Regions from separate parts of the Mus musculus genome. Here region 2 is linked to region 1. Evidence: chromatin loops called from intact Hi-C (ENCODE). Cell type or tissue: left cerebral cortex. All regions are shown on one strand. Each heading gives the region's core, and the rest is flanking DNA. Links, peaks and the distances in the headings are about the cores only.

Region 1 (11,182 bases), core at 2,060-10,059:
AAATCTCAATTTTATTCTATTTATTTATTTTTATTATAACTCTAATTTTGTCAGTGGTGTTGTTTTCAAACTGCCTATTGCATGGTTAAACTCTTTTTCTTTTTCTTTTTTTTTTTTTTTTTTTTTTGGTTTTTCAAGACAGGGTTTTTCTGTGTAGCCCTGGCTGTCCTGAAACTCACTCTGTAGACCAGGCTGGCCTCGAACTCAGAAATCCACCTGTCTCTGCCTCCCAAGTGCTGGGATTAAAGGCACGTGCCACCATGCCCGGCTGGTTAAACTCTTTATTCTTGAAATTAAGTATGTTTGATATAGGTCATTTATTCAAACCTTGGCTTCTTCCAGAGAACATCTTTCCTGTCCTTTCCCAAGAACTAATTTTTCAGCTTCCTGTGCAGGTAATGTGGTTCTTACCTGTGTTCAGTGAGACAAAAGAGATGCACTTGGGAGTGGAGAGGGGGTCAGAGGTGTATGCAAGGAGGAGACCAGAATTTTCTAGAAGAGGTTTGGAAATGCTTCCTACTATTTCATAGGATAGAGGAAATAATGTACTTCCCTTGAGACTAGTGGTACCACTGTGGGTTTGTGTGTTGTCTTACTGTTTTCACATCTCATTAGGAAGAAATATCTACTTTTGCCTCAAGTCTGATGGTTAATTTACTTAGCTTCTTGTGAAGGTGAGAAGATAAAGCAGAGAAGGTAAAGCCCACACTGTGAAGTGGACAGACCTGAATGACAGGGGACCTTAGGTTTCTGAAGAGTATCAGAGTCAACTGTTATGTTGACTTTCCTATCTCCAAACTGTGTTCTAAATGGATGACAAATGGGTTATTGTTTAAGACTCTGTGGATAAGCTTTTTTTTTTAATTAAAACATTTAAAAGCAATATTATATGGACAGATCATGTTGTATTTAGAAACATATATACATCTCTATATATGCATGCAATAACAATTAATGCAAGAAAAAGCCATGAATTTGGAAGCAGTACAGGGAAGGGTATTTAGGGGAGCTTGGAGGGAAGAAAAGGATGGGAGAAATGTGATTTTTAGTACAATCTCAAAAATTAAAAATTAAGAATAAAGTGTCATTTGTTGTTAAATACATTCTAGTTGACACATGATTTATTCTAGACATGTGGCTTCCTTTTATTTTCAAACTTCTGCTTTTGAGAGTCTGAGTAAACCAAGAGAAGCATCTAGGAATGTTCTGAGATAATAGTTGATTAACTGCAAAATGGAGATCTTGTTCTGCTTGGATGTGTTTTTTTCCTCTTTTTTGCATAATGTGGATAGGAACATCCATGACCAGTGCCTCTGTTTCCACAGAGACAGCTGCGATGAACTTATGTCTAATACAGAAGAAGTAATACGCCCTTAATTTCGACAATAGCTCAGGACTGTTATTCTTTGTGCAAAGGTAATTACTGTTGGGCTAAACTGTGAGCTTCCGGGGAGCAACTTAAACAGGATTTTAGTAGGAAAGGAGGTAATGAGAAACTTTGAAGAACTCATTATTTGAGGTGATCAAGTCCCGCCCTTCCTCTCTTTACTGCTGAGAAACAGCTGGCTAGCTCACCCAGCTGGAGGCTCTCCGGCTCTCCGAGCTGGATAAGGTGTTTCCTGGAAGCCAAGCAGACCTGTGAAGAGTCAAAGGTCCTTCACAGTGATGAGTAATTAAGGCTTCTTTGCAGTGCTGGCATGCCCCATGCAGTCAGGACACACTATTTTAAATGCTTTCAATTTATGGACTATTAATGCCCAGCAGTTGGCATCTGCTTTCCTGTCTTCTTCACAAACCTCAGCCTACCCCTGCCTGTGGTGCTTCTGATTTTGTTTTACTGAGAAAACGGTGGTCTGTGAATTTAAGGGAAGTAGAGAACGACCAAGTGTAAACAGTCCTCGGGTAACTTTTGTTTCCAGTTGAAGTCTTGCACTTGTATACACATCTCCGCAATTATTTTTGTCTCAACCTACTCAAAACCCCCGGACTATTTTGCCTAACCTGGTTTCTTGCCACCCTTGTTTTCCCACTTGCTCTTTAGAAACAAAGAATGTTTAGGAATGCAACGCAGTGAGGTTCTCTCTCCATTTATGGCTTCACTTAAGGTTTCTTTTGCATCGAATCTGAGGGTTGTAGCAAACACTTATGGATTATTAATTATAGTGGTGGTGCTACTCGGGAGGCATCTTTACCATGACACCAATAAGGACAGCAGATGGGATTTTATCTGATGCTCTTAGAGGTATGGATGGTGTTACAATGGATTTTGAGGAGTCTGAAGAAGTTCTCTAACATGGTGGAGATTTTATATTTTTAAAAATATTTCTTCATGTTCATTGCTTCACTCATCTATTCTAACTTGTGTACTTTCCCATGTATCCCTGACACCTTTTTTACTCTGTCTCACCAACCCTTATGCTTATTGATCTATCTGCAGACATAGCTGGAGGCATGGCTTATTGGTAGGTTCTCATACCGCAAGTACGAAAATTTGTGCTTGAACCCTAGAACTTACGTGTGTAAAGGGAATTATAAGTTCTAGCTAGCCCTTATAAAATACAATCCAGGTATTTTATTTACAAGCTGTGAGCCTAGATTGGGTAGGTTTGGAGCAATTCTAACTTATGCTTCAGCCATATGTCCCTGTCTCTTGCTGTTTCTCCTGGTCATGTTGCCATGGTCCATCTCCTTTCATGGAAGCCTCCTCCTCTCTCCAAATCCTTTCTTCTTTTTCTCAGTCGACATCTTTGGCCTTCAACCTTCCCCTATCTATTGCCCAATCACAGGCTTTAGCAATTATTGGGGAGCAAGGTTCATACAACAAAAGCTGGTGAGTGTGAGAATTTCCTCATTGGGGGCAACCAGATCTTAGGGACCAGTATTTAGTATTTGAATACAGAGCAGTACCAGACCAACCTCATATTTATATAAAAAATCTGGATGTGGTGGTTCAGGCAGAGATGGGAGTTTCTGCAGGACTCACTGGTCAGCTAGCCTATCTGAATTGGCAAGAGATCCTGTCTTCAAACAAAACCAAGGAAAGTATATACCATCCAGAGGAATGACACCAGGGTTGACCTCTGTTATCCATGTGTGGATATATACACAATGTGCATGCACCTTTCTCTCTCTCTCTCTCTCTCTCTCTCTCTCTCTCTTTCACACACACACACACACACACACACACACACACACACACACACACACACTTTAGGGCAGTCCTTGATCATAGATATTTTAGATACTTGATGTTTATCTCATCAAAGTCTTGAAATGATGGTCTTAGTTGAATAATAACTAAAATCCCTGTCCATTTTGCAGAGGTAATTAGAACTCTTATAGATATGATTATCTTCAAGTGTATTGGTTAATACAGTGTCAGGTCAGAGACTTCACGATTCTACCAGAAACAAGAATGCATCCTTTCTTAAAAAATTCAGAGGGAGCAAGATGACCTTCCATATAGTTTACTTTAGACTTCTGGTTTTCCAAAAGTATGAAAGGAAAATATTTATATTATTTTAAGCAATGTATTCTGTGTTAATTTGCTATAGTAATTAGCCCTGGGACACCAGTACATGTATTTGTTTTAATAAGATATTAAATTCAGAATTAAAGAACATTAGGGGAAAACAGAAAAATGAACCAAACCTTGGTTTATGTCTCTGTCCTGAAAACTAGCCTTTATTAGTTGCAATAACAGTATATATGGTTTTTGTTAGTTCCTGAAAGAGATTTATTATTATCACTGGCACTCAGCCTTTAAATCTGTTCTTGGAAACATTTTTTGGGAAGCTCTTTTTCAGTATATATACATGGGTGCATTGAGTTCTTATTTACCAAATGGAAAAATTATTGGAAACTACAGCTACCAGACAAAATAAGAAACACATTATTCTTTGTAATATTCAGAGAAATGCAACTTATAATATCAAGGGATTGTTTACCACAAGAGGATTTTGTAGAAGTATATATAGCAGGGCCTGAGTGTCTTAGCAAGCATAAATCCCAAATTACTGGCCTGTTCCTTCAGTTGGCACATTGTGGAGTTGAGGGGGGTTCATGAGATATGCATGTAATAAAATCTTTTAATCCTGAATTGCTTATTCTTATGAATAGTGACAGCCAGTGCTAGGATCAGAATGACAACACTGTCAAAAGAAAACAAACCCCCTTTTCTTTCATGTGTGACTTAGATCTTGATGTTCCCACTTAGTTTCTTGTGTATTTTCTTTTTTCTCACCCTAGGAAATCAAGGCTGTGCACCATCTTTCTAGTGCTCACTTTCCAATTAGCGCTTTTAGAGCCCTGCCAAGTCTTAGCCTGGCCTTTTTATCCTCCATTCATCTCAAGGGTTCTAAGAGCCGACTCCGGTTTCTGAAAGCTGATTTCTTACCAGTTCTTACCAGTTGAGGGCTTGCTGTTTCCAAGGAGGAGAGTCACAAGGGTTTGTCACAGGGCATGAAGTAAGAGTATGGTGTGTCTGAGATAAGAAACTCTGGAGCATATAAAAGACTGTTGAATTTACCCAGTCACCAGCTCAAGTAGGCAGTTTGCTCGAGTGACTTTGAGTGCTGACTGATTAAAGCAAACCAACGGGCATTATAAAAACATCAAGATTGTTGTGGGAATGTAAGTTTTGGAGGGTAGCCTATAGGTGAAAATATTATACACACAAACACAAACAATACAACCCCCGCTCCCCTCAACCCAGTCTCTGAACTCTCAAGTAAATACTTTTATTAATTTATTCTCTCATATACTACATCCCTATTGCAGTTCCCCCTTCCTCCATCCTCCCCTCCCCCATCTCCTCTTTCCCTATCCACTCCTCTACATTGCTTCAGAAAAGGTCAGGCCTCCCAGGGATGTCAACCAACATGGCATTTCAAGTTGCAATAAGATTAGGTAACTCCCCCATATTACAGATGGACTAGGCCTCTCAGCAGGCAGACAAGTGTCCTAAAAGCAGTCAAAAGCATCAGAAATAGCCCCTGTTTCCTTGGTTAGGACTCCCAATAAAACAACAAGGCACATAACTATAATATATATACAGAAGGCCTAGGTTAGACCCATGCAGGCTCCCTGATTGTCAGTTCAGTCTCTGTGAGCCTCTGTGAGTCTAGATTTGTTGATTCTGGAGGTTTTCTTGTGGTGTCCTTGACCTCTCTGGCTCCTACAATCCTTCCTTCCACTCTTCAGCAGGATTCCTTGAGCTCCATCTAGTGTCTGGCTATGTGTCTGCTCCCATCAGTTGCTGGATGAAGCCCCTCTGATGACAATTGGGTTAGGCACTAATCTATTTATTTTTTTCCAATTTTGTCTCTGTTCAAGATCTCTGGGATATCCAGCCTCTGGATTCTGGTTCTCTAAGCAGTGTTATCCATGGTCTTTCTCTTCTGGGCATGGGTCTCAAGCTAGACAAATTAGCCACTCCCACAAATTCTGTCACTTTTGTCTCAGCACATCATGCTAGCAGGACAAATTGTAGGAGGAAGGTTTTGTGGCTGGGTTGATGTCTCAGTCCCTCCACTGGAAGTCTTGCCTGGTTATAGGAGAAGACTGGTTCAGGCTCTGTAACTCTATTCACCAGGAGTCTTAGCTAGAGTCAGCCTCATAGATTCCTGGGAATTTCCATCGCACTAGGTTTCTACCTGGCCTCTGAATTGAACCCCCCTTCCAGTTGTCTCTCCCAGTACTCTCTTCCTTCATCCTCTCCCAACCTGATCCCTCCTGTTGCCATCTCCACCTGCCCCAAGTCCACTGGTTATATCTATTCTATTGCTCCTTCCCAGGGAGATCCATCTATCCCCTCCTTGAGTCCTCCTTCTGATTTAGCTTCTCTGGGCCCATGGGTTATAACATGATTATCCTATATGAATGATATTCACATTACATACGATGTTGTCTTTCTGGGTCTGGGTTACCTCATTGAGGATGATCTTTTCTAGTTCCATTCATTTGCCTGCAAAGTTCAAGATGTCTTGGTTTTTAACAACTGAGTAATACTCCATTGTGCAAATGTAACACATCTTTTTTTCTATCCATTCTTTGGTTGAAGGACATATAGGTTGTTTCCAGTTTCTGGCTATTTTGAGCAAAGCATAGTTGAGCATGGTGTTTGTGGTAGGCTAGAGCATATACCCTTGAAATATCTTGGAGTAATGTGACTAAGTCTTGAGGTAGATTGAGTCCCAACTTTCTGAGAAACTTCCATATTAATTTCCAAAATGGCATTTCTTCCTGTATATATTCAAAATGTCAACCCGAGAGGCATTCAGCTCTGGAGGATAAGTAGGGCTGCGTGCTGGAGAACAGTCTATTCTCATTTGCATAGCAGCAAAGTTTGGGACGGGGCAGACCTGCTTCCCAAAGTCCAAGCATCTAGGATTTTTTTCTCATTTTCATCTTTAGATGTTCATTCCACAGTGAGATATTTTGTCCTGATCTGGGACCATTTTTAGGCATTTTTCTTAAAAGAGACTACTTTAAAATTCACTTAATTTTTACGAGGCATTTGGTTTATTATACCAATAAATCTTACTTTAGTTCACCAAACACTTGCGGTGAATGTGATACGTTTATGTGGAAATTAAGTAGCACTCCATCTTCTTTGTAAGGCAGACACACATGTAAAAGGACATGGATACAGGCTGGAATTAGAGGAGGGTGGGCTTGCTGGGGGAATGCCTCTGCTGTTCTCACTGGGGAGTGTTTACTTACAGGGGAAACCTTCATAAAGATTCAGTAACTAGGCTGAACTATAAACAACACTCAGGTCTTTTTTCTTTTTTCTTTTTTTCTTCCAATTTTTTATTAGGTATTTTCTTCATTTACATTTCAAATGCTATCCCGAAAGTCCCTCTCCCCCTCACCCACCCACCCACTCCCACTCCTTGGCCCTGGTATTCCCCTGTGCTGGGGCATATAAAGTTTGTAAGACCAAGGGGCATCTATTCCTAATGATGGCCAACTAGGCCATCTTCTGCTACATATGCAGCTAGAGACATGAGCTCTGGGGTTACTGGTTCATATTGTTGTTCCACCTATGGGGTTGCAGACCCCTTCAGCTCCTTGGGTACTTTCTCTAACTCCTCCATTGGGGGCCCTGTGTTCCATCCAATAGCTGTCTGTGAGCATCCACTTCTGTGTTTGCCAGGCACTGGCATAGACTCACAAGAGACAGCTATATCAGGGTCCTTTCAGCAAAATCTTGCTGGTGGATGCAATAGTATCTGCGTTTGGTGGCTGACTATGGGATGGATCCCCGGGTGGAGCAGTCTCTGGATGGTCCATCCTTTTGTCTCAGCTCCAAACTTTGTAACTCCTTCCATGGGTGTTTTGTTCCCAATTTTAAGAAGGGACGGAAGTGTCCACACTTTGGTCTTCTTTCTTCTTGAGTTTCATAACACTCTGGTCTTAAGTACAGGGCTGAGGTGATGGTCTGGACTGAGTGCAGGATTCCTAGAAGATGATAAAATGTGAGCATAAAGTTAAAATATTCTGAGTATATTAAAGGACTAAATGTGAAAGCAAACGTTTTAAACATCTGGGAGAAATATAGAAGACTATTATATCACAACTGGGAAGAATTCATCTTCATGGCAAAACAAAACAAAACAAAAATAACCAAAAATCATAAAGAGAAAGGTTTCAGACATTTGATTTCATTAAATGGGCTGGGGAGATGGCACAACTGGGAGAGTTCCTGCTGTGCAAGCATGAAGAACTGAGGTCCATGCTCAGCACCTGCGTAAAAAACAGGTCACAATGATGCATGCCTATAACCCCAGCACCATAGGACAGAGCTGGCTAGATCCCAGGGGCTTTCTATCCAGCATGCCTGTCCTAATTGGAGACACAGGTCTCAGTGAGGGACCTGGCTATAAAAACAAGGTGGTTTGTATTTAAGGGAAGCTGAGTTTTATTCACATAATACGGTCACATAATAAATGCAGGACTGAATTTATAACAAGAGATCCAGTTTCCAAATTGCCCTGCAAACGCTATAGCAACTTAAATAAAAATGATATGCAAAGTAAGTGTTTGTTAAGCTATGGCTTACTAGTTAGCCATTAATTCATTGGCTGGGGAGGTGCAGTAAGAATCTCATTTTCATTGTCATCCAATTCATTTTGAGTGAAACAAAAGACAAAAAGAACACATTTTTCAGTCAGATTGATTTAAAAAAAAAAACCTGACATTTGAACTAGTGTCTTAAGTTCTATTAAAAATCATGAAGTGTATTTTGTCTTAAGATTAGGTCAGAGTATTCTGCTAGCAGCCTTCAGATGAAGATGTAGAACTCTCAGCTCCTCCTGCACCATACCTGCCTGGATGCTGCCATGCTCCCACCTTGATGATAATTGACCCCTGAACCTGTAAGTCAGCCCCTATTAAATGTTGTCCTTATAAGAGTTGCCTTGGTCATGGTGTCTGTTCATAGCAGTAAAACCCTAACTAAGACAGAAGTTGGTACCAGGAGTGGGTTGTTGCTTTGATAGGCCTGACCATGCTTATATTTCGAGAAATGTGGATCTTGGGACTTTGTATTTGGAAATCAGCAGAGTGCTTTAAGTGGGGCTTAGTGGGCCATCCTAGTAGGGATATGGAAGGCTTTGTTGCTGAGGGTGATTTGAGTTATGGGAAGCCTGGCTCTAGAGATTTCAGGGAGAAGAATTTTAACGTGTGGCCAAGAGACTGTTTTTGTGATATTTTAGTGTAGAATGTGGCTGCTTTTTGCCCTTGTCTGAAGAGTCTACCTAAGACTAATGCAAGGAGATTTATATTATTTATATTGACAAAGGAAATCTCAGAAACTCCCAAGAGAGACTCTGTTCTCTGGTTAATTCTCATGAAGAGCGTTTTGAAAAAGCTTAACAAGCTTAGATAGGAAAAATATAAAGGAGCACCAGGAAGTGAAATGGAGTTGAATCCTGTGTTCACAGATATTAAATTGAGCTAAGGGAGTGGTGACTTTGGGGCAAGATCCCACCTAGCTAAATTTAGGTCCAGGCATCATAGTATAAGCCTTTAATCTCAGTAGGCAAAGGCAAGCAGTTCTCTGAGTTCAAGGCCAGCCTAGTACAGAGCAGGTTCTAGTTGAAGAAAAGCTTAAGACCAGGTGTGCTGGCAGCCTTTAATTCTTTAATCCCAGCATTTAGAAGACAGAGTCATACAGGTCTATGAGTTCAAGGTCAAGCTAAAGAACAAGTTCCGGGAGAACCAGTCTTAGGCAGTGAAGGATTTGGATAAAGTTAGTGATAATATGATAGTATAAGGGATTCATGTTCTAGTTTCTTCAAACAACAGAACTCAGCAGCTTCAGCCATATGGCTCCGGCTCTAGAGTTAAGAATGGAAGGAACAATTGATGCTGGTTAGCTGGAGCTAAGTAATTACCAAGGATTAAGAAGAGACCAGCATCACTGAGGAGAAATCTTCTGGGAAGTGTTTTCTGAGAGCACAAGAAGTTGTGTTCCAGAGATAGCCAAGATTGTACCTCATGATGCAGCTGTACTTGGTAATGTGTAAGAGTCACCCAGGTGGTATTGGTTTTGTAGGCTAGAAAGCATCATGAAGAACAGCTGAAGCTTGGTACTATGAGAAACCATGGAAGGCCATTGGTGAAGGTGCAGCCCCAGTTGCAGTTGAAAAACTAGGACTGAAGGGGTCATGCAAAGGTGTTGAGTCGTGGCACCAATGAAGAGAGCCTATGAGAGGCTATTTGTGAAGCTTAGTTACAGCACAAGGCCTCAGTGTACTGGAGATGCCAGTGCCATGGGATGATCATCAAGACCAGCAGTGCAGTGGAATGGATCAACCTAAGCTTAGAGTACAACAGAGTCAGAGCTGGAGAAGTGACACCAGCTCTTTGGAGAAGCCCAGAAGATCATGTGTGGATTCCCAAAAATTGAAACAAGAAGCTTGTAATATTAAAGTTGCCTTGAAGACCCCAAGATGTTCAGAATGCCAGAGCCATGGGCTATCTGTTGAGGAAAGCTGCTAACAGGGACTAGAACCTGCCCAGGAGGAAAAAAAGTTTATTTTAGTCAACAAAGATGAAAAAGGAGTTGGAGATCTGAAGACCGATTTGACATCAGACATGGAGATGCAGAGTTTGGAGTTTGCCCAGCTGGTTTCCTGATTTGTTTTGGCAATTACAGTTAAGTAATTGGATGATCTCAGAAAAGATCTCGAGCTTTGGACTTTTAACATTGTTGAGACTGCTATAGACTATGGGAGCTTTAGAAGTTGGACTAAATGTATTTTGCATTATGCTATGTTTAGGTGCAGCCCCCATAGACTCCAGTATTTGAAGAAGCCTATGGGGACCAGGGAGTAGAATGTGATGGTTTGTATATGCTTGGTCCAGGGAGTGACCCTATTAGGAGGTGTGTCTTGATGGAGTAGGTGTGTCACTGTGGGTATGTTCTTGAGACCTCATCCTAGCTTCCTATAAGCCAATATTCTGCTAGTAGCTTTCACATGAAGATGTAGAACTCGCAGCTCCTCCAGCATCATGCCTGCCCAGACTCTTCCATGTTTCTGCCTTGAGATAATGGATTGAATTTCTGAACCTGTATGCCCGCCTCAATTAAATATTGTCCTTATAAGAAAAAATAAAAGATTAGGTCTTTTTGTTGTTGTTGTTGAAAAGAAGAACTTTCAATAATTTCTGGTGATCCAAAACATACTCTCCTATTTTTCTACACATATTTATGTGAAACAGTATTCCTAGTACTGATGATTATAAAATCAAAATACTAATCAACTCTGAAAAATGTTGAAATGCTCATGTCCCATTGTATCAAATATTTCATTAAGATGTCACCTTTATTAAAAGTAAAACAAATATATTCATTTCATTACTATTCAAGTTTGCTTTTGTATTTAATAAATGGCAAAAGAACATGCATACTAAAAACTTGTTTTAAAATAAAGTCTCTTATTTAAAACAAAACAAACAAAAATTTTAATTTTAATTTTATTTTATTTTCATTATAAAAACTAAACAAAGAAGGTGAATGGCCCCTGAAGAATGGCATACAAATTCAATATGGCCTCCACACACATGGGCACACATGTATGTGGACAAGCATTCATACAAACATACATATACAAATTACCTCAAACCAAGAATACAAACCCTAAAATCCTGTTTACCTAAACATAAAAGAAAG
Region 2 (11,182 bases), core at 1,204-9,203, 350 kb before region 1:
AGAACTCTTATGTGACAGTTTCTATTGTGTGTGCGCACGCGCGCGCTCATGTGTATGTATAGGTGTGTTCTGTGGAAGCCAGTGGCCGTTGTCTGATGACCTCTATAATCTTCCACAGTCATCTTTGAGACAGGGTCTCCTTGAGCCTGGACCTCACAGATTCAGCTAGACTGGGTGGTCTACTGTGCCCACTTCTCAGTACAGGGATGTGCTGCCATGCCTGGCTTTTTATGTGAGTCTTGGAAACTCGAACTCAGGTTCTCATGTTTGTAATGTGAGACCCCGACTTAGAGCGTTTCTCCCTGGAAGGTAAAGCCCCTGGACGTTCCCCAAGCTTGTTTTCCCTGATCTCTAAAAATACAGCTAGAAAGAAGCTCTTTGTTCTCTATAGCCAGCAAAAAGCCTTTTTGTTTCTATACTGTACAACCAGAGATGCCTGCCTTCCTGTGCTGAGGACACGGAGATAAAAATTCAGAAAGAACCCACTCCCCACTCCTGCCTTGTAAATTACACCAAGGACACCCGGAAGAGAAGAACTCTTCCCATCTCCTCCCAACTCCTCTCAATTCCTCAGCTAGCTGTTAAAAGCCCCCTACTGTCACTGCTTGGGGTCGAACTCCCCTGCCCTGCATGGCAGAGGGACTTCGTTCTCAGCTAGCTGATAATAAAACCTCTTGCAGTTTGCATCAGGTGTGGTTTTCTCTTGGGATACTGGGATGCTGGCCAGCTCATCCCGAGACTTGATCGGAGGCCCAGCTTCGGGGGGTCTTACAGTAACAGCAAACTCTACCAACTGAGCACCATCCTCAGCATCTGATTGGTAGTTCTAAGGCCCATGCTGTGGTCACTAGCTAGTCAGAATAGGACATTAAGAAAGTCATAGCAAAGTGGGGTGTGGTGGCGTACATCTTTAATCTCAGCTCTGGGGAGGCAAAGGCAGGTGACCTTGGTGAGTTCGAGGCCAGTTTGGTCTACATTGTGAGTTCCAGGACAGCCAGGATTGTGTAGAATGATTCTGTCTTCAAACCAAACCAAACCAAACCAAACCAAACCAAACCAAACCAAACCAAACCAAACCAAACACCCAAAAAACCCACAAAAGCAAACCAAGCAAAAACAAACTCTCCTCCCAACTCCTCAGCTAGCTGTTAAAAGCCCCCTACTGTCACCGCTCGAGGTCAAACTCCCCTGCCCTACAAGGTGGAGGGACTTCGTCCTCAGCTAGCTGATAATAAAACCTCTTGCAGTTTGCATCAGGTGTGGTTTTCTCTCGGGACACTGGGGTGCTGGCCAGCTCACCCCGGGACTTGAGCAGAAACCCAAATCAAATATAACCCCCCCCCCCAAAAAAAAAACCAAGAAATTCACAGGACCGAGAGTTAAAAATGTAGGTTCTGACTTTTGCCATAGTCTTGAGTCCAAATCGCTATAGAAACAGAGAGGCTGGAATAGCAAAACTGAAAGGCAGGGAGGAATAAGATTTAGAGCAAACAGAGGTGCTGTCCGAGAGGAGGAGCACTGCTGTTCTCTCCAGAGGTGGTGGAGGAAGATGGAGGAGGCGGCCGGGTGCTCAGGCAGCCTGGAAACAGACAGGGAGCTTGGTCTCCAAGAGCTGTTTTGAGAGGTGTGATCAAAACAAGAAACAGTTGCACATTACTTCGGTGTGTGGGTTTATGTGGGAGAGAGGCAGGAGCTGCTGCAGCCAGAACCCTGGAAACCAGCCTGGCAAAGCCCCTCAGCAAAGAGACCTGAAAAAATAAACAGGAGATACTGCCGAGGATAGACCCGAACAGGAGATGGCAAACATTTCAGAGCCACAGGCTCACAAGGATCCGAGAATGAAGGAGCAGAGCAGACAGTGTCTTAAGCAAACAGGAAAAGACAGGAGGAAATGTAGCAAGTCAGAAAAAAGGGGAGGTCCTACAGCTGTCAGTGAAGAGCTCACACCTAAAGGGAGGCTGGGCAGGATGTGCCTGCGGTTCGGTTCCAGCCTGTGGGGCAGAGACGAGACGATTCCCTGATGGTTGATGACCAATGAGTTTAGTGAGAGACCCTGACTAAAAGACTGAGGTCTATGTCCTCCTTGTGGGTGCCTATGCACCAGCATACACCAAACACACGAAAGTCACATGATTCAGAAACACAGAGAGAATGGGACCCAGACGGACAATAACATTTATACAGGTTCCTCCAAAGAAGGAAACAAAAGGAAAGGAGCAGAACAAATACTTGAAAATGTTCAAGCAAACGTTCCTGAGATTATAGAATTAAAGTTGGAAATGACATGTTGAAAGGGACAGCTATATAAATATATACAAATATATAAATAAACCAATGATGTCCAATAGCACAGAATATGGTAATCGCTGGACTTTAAAGAAGCCCTTTAGAAGTTTAACAGGATACCCATAGAACACATTCATGAGAAAAAATACAAAATTGCCATCAGACATTTTCACAGCAACAGTGGGTCAAGAAAGTGGGATGACAGTCCCAAAGGCTTTATTGTAACTTATTAGGATACATTTTTATCTTAGGCTTGGTATCTGAGCTAAAAATTAACAGACCAAAGGCTTAAAAAAAGTTGCACTGGCATGGAGTTAGTGCTGGTGGGACTGGACAGGGATGGAGGAGGGAACGGGTTTCCATTATACAACTGGTAGGAACTACCATCTCCAGATGTTTAAAAGAGAAAAATCCAGTTTTAAGGAGGAGTTGAAACCTTGTGAGCATCTGAATGTAGGTGGTGTGTGTGTAACCTATCCTTGTTTTTAAGCATTTCGTGTGTGTGTGTGTATGTGTGTGTATGTGTGTGTAGGTATATATGTGTGTGTGTGAAGCTTGCGGTTGACGTCAGGATTCTTCCCCTTTGGCTCCCCCGTTGGCGGGAAGCTTGGCTCTCTTGCATTCACCGTACATGTGACTCGATGGTTTGGCTCTAGTGTCTGTGTTGTGGCTGATAGTCTGGGTGACTTTGTCCCTGGTTGTACCCTCTTATGCTTGCCTTATAACTCCATGTCTTCAGTTTTGAAGAGGCTTAGACCCAACCTTTTCCCTTCTCATTCGGATGTGATGGTTTCATCCCTTTGAAGGCTGTTAGGTCACATTCTGCACCCCATCTTACATCCCCTTGACTTTTTAATTTATTGATTCAGATTTTCACACATTAAGGTTTGGTCTTGGTTCTGTAAGGTTCAATGGGTTTTCATAAGTGCCTCGTGCCATAAAGGTGTAACGACAGTGTCTTACAGATATAGTCTCACTACCTGAAAACAATCCCCCGAGCTCCATCTATTCAAGTCTCTCCAACGTCTTTCCTGCAAGCTCCAATTAACCACTGATCTTTTTACTGTCTCCAAAGATCTGCCTTTTCCAGATGGCACACAATTGGAGTCGTATAACATGTGGATCATTCAGATGGGACGCTCTCATTAGCAACATGTGCTTAATGTTCATCCATGTCTTTCTGTGACTTGATAGAATTTTCGTGTCTCTATCTCTGCAAGTCCGTCTCTCTGTCTGTCTTGATAAGGATTGCACTTAAGGTTTTGTGCATAATGGTCAAGTGCTCAGTAGCTTTTTTTCCCCCAATCACTAAATAATATTCAGGTGAATAGACATATCAGTTCCTATACCATTTACCAACTGAAGGGAATTTTGGTTGCTTTCTATATCACAATATCTGTCTAGTGATCTACCTGCCTACTAATCTTGTGTTAATTATATATCATTAATATACCTACCTATCATATGTATATGTTTTTTCATTGTTGAGAAGTTCTAGGGCCTTTCACACACTGGGAAAATTTATGTGTTGTTGTTATTATTAAATCCCAGTTCTAATATTTATTTTTAAATTAAACTTATGTTGTTATTTTAAGTGTATGAATATTTTGTTTGCATGTTTGTATGTGTACCACATGTATGCTTGGTGCCTGAGGAGACCAGAAGAGGGCATCAGATCCCCTGGGACTGGTGTCACAGATGTTTGTGAGCCACCATGTGGGGGCTAAAACCAGAATCCTCTGCAACAGCAGCAGATGCTCTTAACTGCTGAGCCAACTCTCCAGCTCCCTGTCCCAATATATATATATTTTTTAACTCAAAAGAGAAAATTTTATTTTCCTCTTACTAGAGAAAATTTGATCGAAGTGTTTCATGATAATCATAGCAAGTGCATAGCGAGAGAGAATTGCAGCGATTCGGAACATGTTCCAGGGCAGATCTCACTGTGTATGAGCCGTGCCATACACAGTGTGCCATTGGGCAGCACAAACCTTTGAGTCCCCTGTTCCCTATGGAGATTAGTGGTCCCATCTCCTGATTGATTGTGAGGCCCCAATAAGGAAATAATCTGTAGATCATGTTATTGTGGACTAGAGCCTTGCGCACACCCATGTCTTTTTTTTTTAAGTTTAAAAAAAATTTATTATAGTATGTGATATAGTATGTAGCTGCCTTCAGACACACCAGAAGAGGGTGTCAGATCTCATTACGAATGGCTGTGAGCCACCATGTGGTTGTTGGGATTTGCACTCAGGACCTTCCAAAGAGCAGTTGGTGTTCTTAACCACTGAGCCATCTCACCAGTCCACACCCATGTCTTTCAACCCAACCTGAGACATTAAAAAAAAATGTCATTCCAGCATTACTGAGATGTAGTTCACATACTGTGCCATCTACCTATTGACCAGCACAATGGTGCTTTCTTGACATTCTCAGATATCAAAGGTTTTCACCTGGCGTCATCCTGACAGCAAGTTGCGTCCCGACTTACTAACATGTGAAACAAACATAAAAACCTTTGCAATAGAGCATTTGACTAAGGCTGCCCTTGTGTGCTGTGCTGTGGTGTTTTGTTGTATAGTGCGTCTTCTTGGAGAAGGGATGAGTTGTATGCCAGGCTCTTTCCTTCACTAAATGCCCTGAGCGCGGGGTTGGGTGGTGGAAGCCACACCTTTCTCAACAAGAGAAGAAAGCCCAGGAGGTGCAGGAAAGCCAAAGTGAACAGGGCGCTGTTTTCCCGCAGTGTATAGGGTAAACCTTCCCGGGTCAAGATGTCATGCCCAAAGAGAGACAGACACTGGGAATTTCCTAGCCTCTCAGGCACCTACGTGTTTTGCCAGCAGGTGGCAGTGTGGTTCTTTGGAGTGAGCAGAGACTCCCGGCAGGTCTGGAAAGAGGTGAATTACAGAAACTCTGTGGGACCCTAGGAGGACCCCAGGAGATCTCTTCTGACACAGGGACTGTCACATGGCTGCCACTCAATGTCCCTTGAAAGCTCAGTGTACGCAGTCCGAGATTGTAGGCAGGAGGAGAGGAGAGCTCACTTAACAACCTGGACTGGAGCGCTGGCTCAGGTGAGCCTCGCGCGTAGTATGATGGGAACAGAGATCACACTGGGCTGGTCTCAGTGCGTGTCAGCTGTGGTACATGGCTTATGGTGTAAACTGTCCCTGGGCAGCGACTGTAGAACCTCTCTAGTATGCCCTGGCTGGGTCTTGGTGCTTTCTCACACTGACACTTCATTTGACTTGGATTTGCCCCAGTAACGGATGAATCTGTTTAGCGGGGAGGACAGACCATCTTTGGCTCTGGGTGTGGCCGTCACCATGATGGAAAGTCGGACAACGTTGCTTCCTGCCCCCTTTTATTGTCACCATCAACAATATCATCTTTCTGCTTTCCCCTGAGACTAATGGGACACCCGGGGTGGCCTCCATTCCCTGCAACGGAAGAAGAGAGTGTTTTCTGTCTTACCATCTCCCCTTTACATAAAGCTATGCAGGTGCCTTTGGGACCCAGGAGAGGGTGTTGGGTCTCTTGGAGATGGAGATACAGGGAGCTGGGAGCTGTGAGCTGCCTGATATGTGTGCTGGGAACTGAACTCTGGACTTCTGCAAGAGCAGCAAGGGCTCTTAATCACTGAGGTACTTCCCCAGAGCCCACCCCCAGTCCGTTTCTGTATTTTTGCTGTGTGCTTTTCCCTCGGCAGCCTTGGGTTTAAACCCCACAAAATCATAATTCTTTGTTGAGACCTCAGCCACCCAGTGGGTTGCCTTCGTTCTATGATCAGCCACTGTCTTTAATCTTGGCCTTGCTGCCATGACATCCTGGCTCTGCTCACCCCATGCCCACCTCTTTAGTGCCCAAAGAGTTTCCTTGGCTCTCGTATCTATCTTTAGAACTGTTCCCACCTAGGCCCCAGGACCATGCCCAGCCTTCATCAAGCTGATCCTGAGTTGTCTCCGCCACTCTGGTCCTCCTGGTGTGGTGCCCGTTCTAAGAAAGAACATTTAGACATCTGAATTCTTTCTTGTCCAAGGTCAGCTTTGGCCTCCTGCTCAGCCCTCCTCAGGTGACTCAGGGATTCTGAAAGGACACAGGTACTAAGCTTGTGGGTGTTAGACTCGGTCACCTTTATCTAGTACATGGCCTTGGCCTACTGCCCTGGGCTTTCTGTAAAGTGCACATAGAAAGGCAGAGCATTGCAATCATTTATCGTGCTGAATACCTCCTAAGTGTCTAGGTCCTTAAAAAAATACTACAGTGTCATTCCATCATTTAAAAACTCCTATCCCACATAACAAAAAGCTAAAGCCAAGAGCAAAGAAGTGACACGTTCAAGGTTGCACAGCCAGGGAATGACGGAGCCAGGAATTTCAGCTGGCAATCCGACCCTGGAGACTGGGCTGGAATCCGAGAGGCAATATACACTGCTCACCTCGGATGGTCGATGCCAGAGTCATGCAGGCAGCTGCTGTTTTCAAACTTGGCTGTGAGTCCTAGCGAGCAGAGGTGGCACTCTGGTGATCCGGTTAGGAGGGAAATTGTATTTGTCATGACTGGGTCAAGGAATACCTGGCGTTGAATTCTAGCTGCCCCTTGCCGATGAGATGGCAGAAATCGAGGATGGTAGAATGTCAGGATTCATGTGTATCAACTGAGAAAAGGGGTCACTATTCACCCACCTGCACTACAAGTGTATATTTAGAGCACACACACACACACACACACACACACACACACACACACACACACACAGAGTTGACCTGATGCTAATTGGTAGAAATGCTTCTCACTGTCTTGCCAAACACGGCTCATTAATTAAAATGTAAAGTTCCCAGCGACTTTAAAATTAAAGAGCACAGACATAATATCTTGTGAGACAGATGTGAAGGGTAGTTATTTTTATTTCCGGATGACTCTGGCTTGCTTGTTAAGTGGAAGGCAGTAAGAGAGCCTTCCGAGTTACTAGTTATGTTTCCTTCCCTTGTACATTCGGTTTGTGAAAATCCAGAGAAATAGATATGCATCCTCCCATCTGCACTGTTGGAATTGTTCAGGCGCATGCTATTACCTAAGCTGGGTGATTAGTCCTTCGCAAAGGAAGTTCTGAGCCCCTGAGAGGGGAATGGGCTCTCTCCAAATCAAAACAAGCCAATGGCCAACCTGGAGCTAGGTCCCCACTCTGTGGCTTAGCTCAGGGACTCCTAGTCTTTGAGTTGAGGCTGCTCCAGTAAAATTCTCTCCCGGATGCCTTGGGAGACCTGAGCAGGGAAGTCACTTGGTAAATTTGGAAGGGATGCTGCTGACACCCCTTTCTTAGCCTGAGGCTCCTCACTCCTCCTACCTCCCGTCTGTAAAGTCTTCTCTTGCGGTTGCTTCATCTTTACCATTTCTTTAAGAGATGAAACTTCCCCCTTTCAGAGGAAACTCTCTGACCCTTTGCCATCTGGAGGTTTTCCAGCCTTCCTTACCTGGGCATTTCTCTGGCCTTTGCATCTTTAATTCTCTTTCTCTCCAGGAGAGTCCTTTTTGCCTCACAGCAGATATCTGTGAAGGCTTACCCTGGGGCTGGACACGCTGCAAGAGGCTGCCTTGTTGCCTGTCTGAGCTGGCCGATGACATCAACAGGCTTTTTCGTGAAGCGAAGTCCACATTCACCTCCTCCCACCCTTGTCTATTTGTTTCTCTCCCAGTCACTATTTGTTGCCCATGTCCTGGACTACTAGCAGTCCGACCCTACCTGGGGGTTGGAGGTGAGGTGGCACAGAGTCAACGACACAGACATAGACTCTGGGAGCAGGTGAGAAACGCGGCAGCAAACTCTTCTGAACACAGCTGCAAGCTCCTTTCATACCCCCCACCTGCGCCCCATTGGTCATCTCTTCTAAACAGCAGTTCCTGATTGGCTGGTATTAGCTGCACCAGCAATCCTTGGTCTCTCAGGCGGTCTTCAATTAGGTCTTCTTCCTTCAGGAGATTCTTTTGTGGCTGTGCGGCCCCCAGTGTTTCCATAGAGGCAGCTCCACCGGATGGACGTTCCTGCTACAACTATTACCTAGCTCTCATTTATACCATCTTAGGATTTTTATTTGCTTACTAGAATGAAAATGCTACTTGGGTACATTGGGATGGTTCCACCATGTGTTGTAGAACAGTGGTTCTCAACCTTTAGGCCATGGCCCCTCTGAGGGTGGCATGAACCTTTTGCATATCAGATACCCTGCATATCAGATATTTACATTACAATTCATAACAATAGCAAAGCTATAGTTATAGAGTAGCAATGAAGATAATTTTATGGATGGGGGTCACCACAATGTGAGGAAGTGTATAAAAGAGTGACAATGTTAGGAAGGTTGAGAACCACTGTTCTAGAAGAATTAGTGTCTTAGTCACTGTTCTATTTCTGTGAAGAGACACCATGACCAAGATAACTCTTATAAAATAAGGCTAAATTTAAATAAAATATTGTTTCCTTGCCTATAGTTTCAGAGGTTTAGTCCATTATCATTAGTAGGGAGCATGGTACAGGAAGCTATGGTACTGGAGAAGTAGCTGAGATCTACATTCTGATCCATAAGTAAGGGGGAGTGAGAGCAAAAGAGAGAGAGAGAGAGAGAGCTAGAGAGAGAAAGAGAGAGAGGAAGAGAGAAAGTGAGTGAGAGAGCAAGAGAGCAAGAGCGAGAGCAAGAGAGAGAGAGAGAAAGAGAGAGCAAGAGCGAGAGAATGAGAAAGCAAGAGAGAGAGCAGGAGAGTGAGTGTGTGTGTGTATGTGTGTGTGTGTGTGTGTGAGAGAGAGAGAGACAGACAGAGAGAGACAGAGTCAGAGACAGAGAGAAAACTAGCCTGTACTGGTGTCTGGCCCACCTCCTCCAACAAGACCACACATCCTAATCCTTCTAATCCTTTCAAATAGAGCCACTCTGTCCTGGGTAATCATTCAAGTATATGGGCCTATGGGTCCATTCTTATTCAAACCACCACAATTAGTGACAGCCTGCATTTTATCTTCTCAAGATTGTAAGCCGTTTGGTCACTCCTTTCCAGGCAGCTATGCACAGGGCCTTTTCTTTTTCTCATTGGTGTTGATTCCTGAGTTGGATTTATTGGTTAACAGATCAGACTCTGACAAGACTTGAGTTCAAACCCTTATCTATGTATAAGTCTTAGTTTCTTTATCTGGGTACCAAGGGACAACACTGTAGCTACCTGCTAGGACGGCCTCTATGGGTACCTGCTAGGATGACTTCAGGGTCCCAGGGAAACATTTAAACTGCTTGCCAAGGCTCCAGATGCAGAGTGAGGACTTCTTGACCTTGGGGATTGCCAAAGATTTGACCTTGCCCTGGAATGCCTTTTTTTTTTTTTTTTTGGTATGAGCATAAGCACACATGTACACACACGAGTGCACATGTATGAATATGGAGGCTAAGAGTTTTCATCGATCACTTTTTACTAATTTTTTTTGAGACAGCCTTTTTACATGGGTCCAGGGAACTGAATTCAAGTCCTTATGCTTTACTACCTGAGCCCTTTCTGTACCCAGTGTCTTAGTCAGGGTTTCTATTCCTGCACAAACATCATGACCAAGAAGCAAGTTGGGGAGGAAGGGGTTTATTCGGCTTACACTTCCATACTGCTGTTCATCACCAAGGAAGTCAGGACTGGAACTCAAGCAGGTCAGGAAGCAGGAGCTGATGCAGAGGCCATGGAGGGATGTTCTTTACTGGCTTGCCTCACCTGGCTTGCTCAGCCTGCTTTCTTATAGAACCAAGACTACCAGCCCAGAGATGGTCCCACCTACAAGGGGCCTTTCCCCCTTGATCACTAATTGAGAAAATGCCTTACAGTTGGATCTCATGGAGGCATTTCCTCAACTGAAGCTCCTTTCTCTGTGATAACTCCAGCTGTGTCAAGTTGACACAACACTAGCCAGTACAATTGACCCCTTGTCAACTTGACACACAAAAACATCACTAGTAAGCCTCAACCCTTACAATCTTATTCCTCCCCATTCTAAATAACTTTAAACGTCCCACAGTCTTTACATATTCTTAAAATTTCAATCTCTTTAAAATATCCATCTCTTTTAAAATCCAAAGTCTTTTTACAATTAAAAGTCTCTTAACTGTGGGCTCCACTAAAACAACTTCTTCCTTCAAGAGGGAAAATATCAGGGCACAGTCACAATCAAAAGCAAAAGTCAATCTCCAACCGTCCAATGTCTGGGATCCAACTCACGATCTTCTGGGCTCCTCCAAGGGCTTGGGTCACTTCTCCAGCCAGGCCCTTTGTAGCACAGGCGTCATCCTCTAGGCTCCAGATGCCTGTACTCAACTGCTGCTGCTGCTCTTGGTGGTCATCTCATGGTACTGGCATCTCCAAAACACTGCATGACCCCTTCAGTCCTGGGCCATCAATTGCAACTGAGGCTGCACTTTCACCAATGGCCTTCCATGGCCTCTCACAGTGCCAAGCCTCAGCTGCTCGGCTCAACTCCTTCATGCCTTCAAAACCAGTACCACCTGGGTGACCCTTACACATTACCAAGTCCAGCCACAGCACAATGTACAACTTTGGCTATATCTGGAACACAGCCACTGTGCTCTCAGAAAACACTTCCCAGAAGATGTCACCTCAATGATGCTGGTCTCTTCTTAATCACCGCTAATTTCTTAGCTCCAGCTAACCAGCATCAATAGTCCCAGTAATGCAAAGTTTTTGCATTAGTAGTTCTGGTATCTTGTTAATGACAGCTGATTCTTCAGCCCCAGCTAACCAGAACTACAGAATCTTCACAATCAAAACAGGAATGGCCCTGAAAAGAGTCTCTAATTTTCCCTCTGAAATTTCACAAGCCAAGCCTCCATCTTCTGCACTGTTCTCAACATTA

Evidence for each region. Hi-C counts contacts between places; a loop is a spot of excess contacts. Peaks named below come from ENCODE experiments on the same cell type or tissue, not always from the same donor. Only the 100,000 strongest peaks of a DNase experiment are listed, where the experiment ranks them.
Region 2: a loop joins it to region 1, with 9 times the contacts of the local background. A loop is called at or near these places in 7 of 42 quality-filtered maps.

Annotation. Positions count from the first base shown.
Region 1 is chr19:52,617,735-52,628,916 of GRCm38, reverse strand. No RefSeq gene overlaps it. Among named protein-coding and RNA genes, the nearest start is that of Gm41860, 230 kb to the right of the region's middle. In left cerebral cortex, for the core only: a CTCF peak has its summit at 5,223 (motif pointing left); DNase peaks (open chromatin) are centred at 4,339 and 5,156; H3K27ac peaks cover 1,028 bases.
Region 2 is chr19:52,969,961-52,981,142 of GRCm38, reverse strand. It overlaps a transcript of Xpnpep1 not described here. Among named protein-coding and RNA genes, the nearest start is that of Gm41861, 29 kb to the right of the region's middle. In left cerebral cortex, for the core only: CTCF peaks have their summits at 3,936 (motif pointing right) and 5,114 (motif pointing right); DNase peaks (open chromatin) are centred at 1,626, 5,128, 7,654 and 7,835.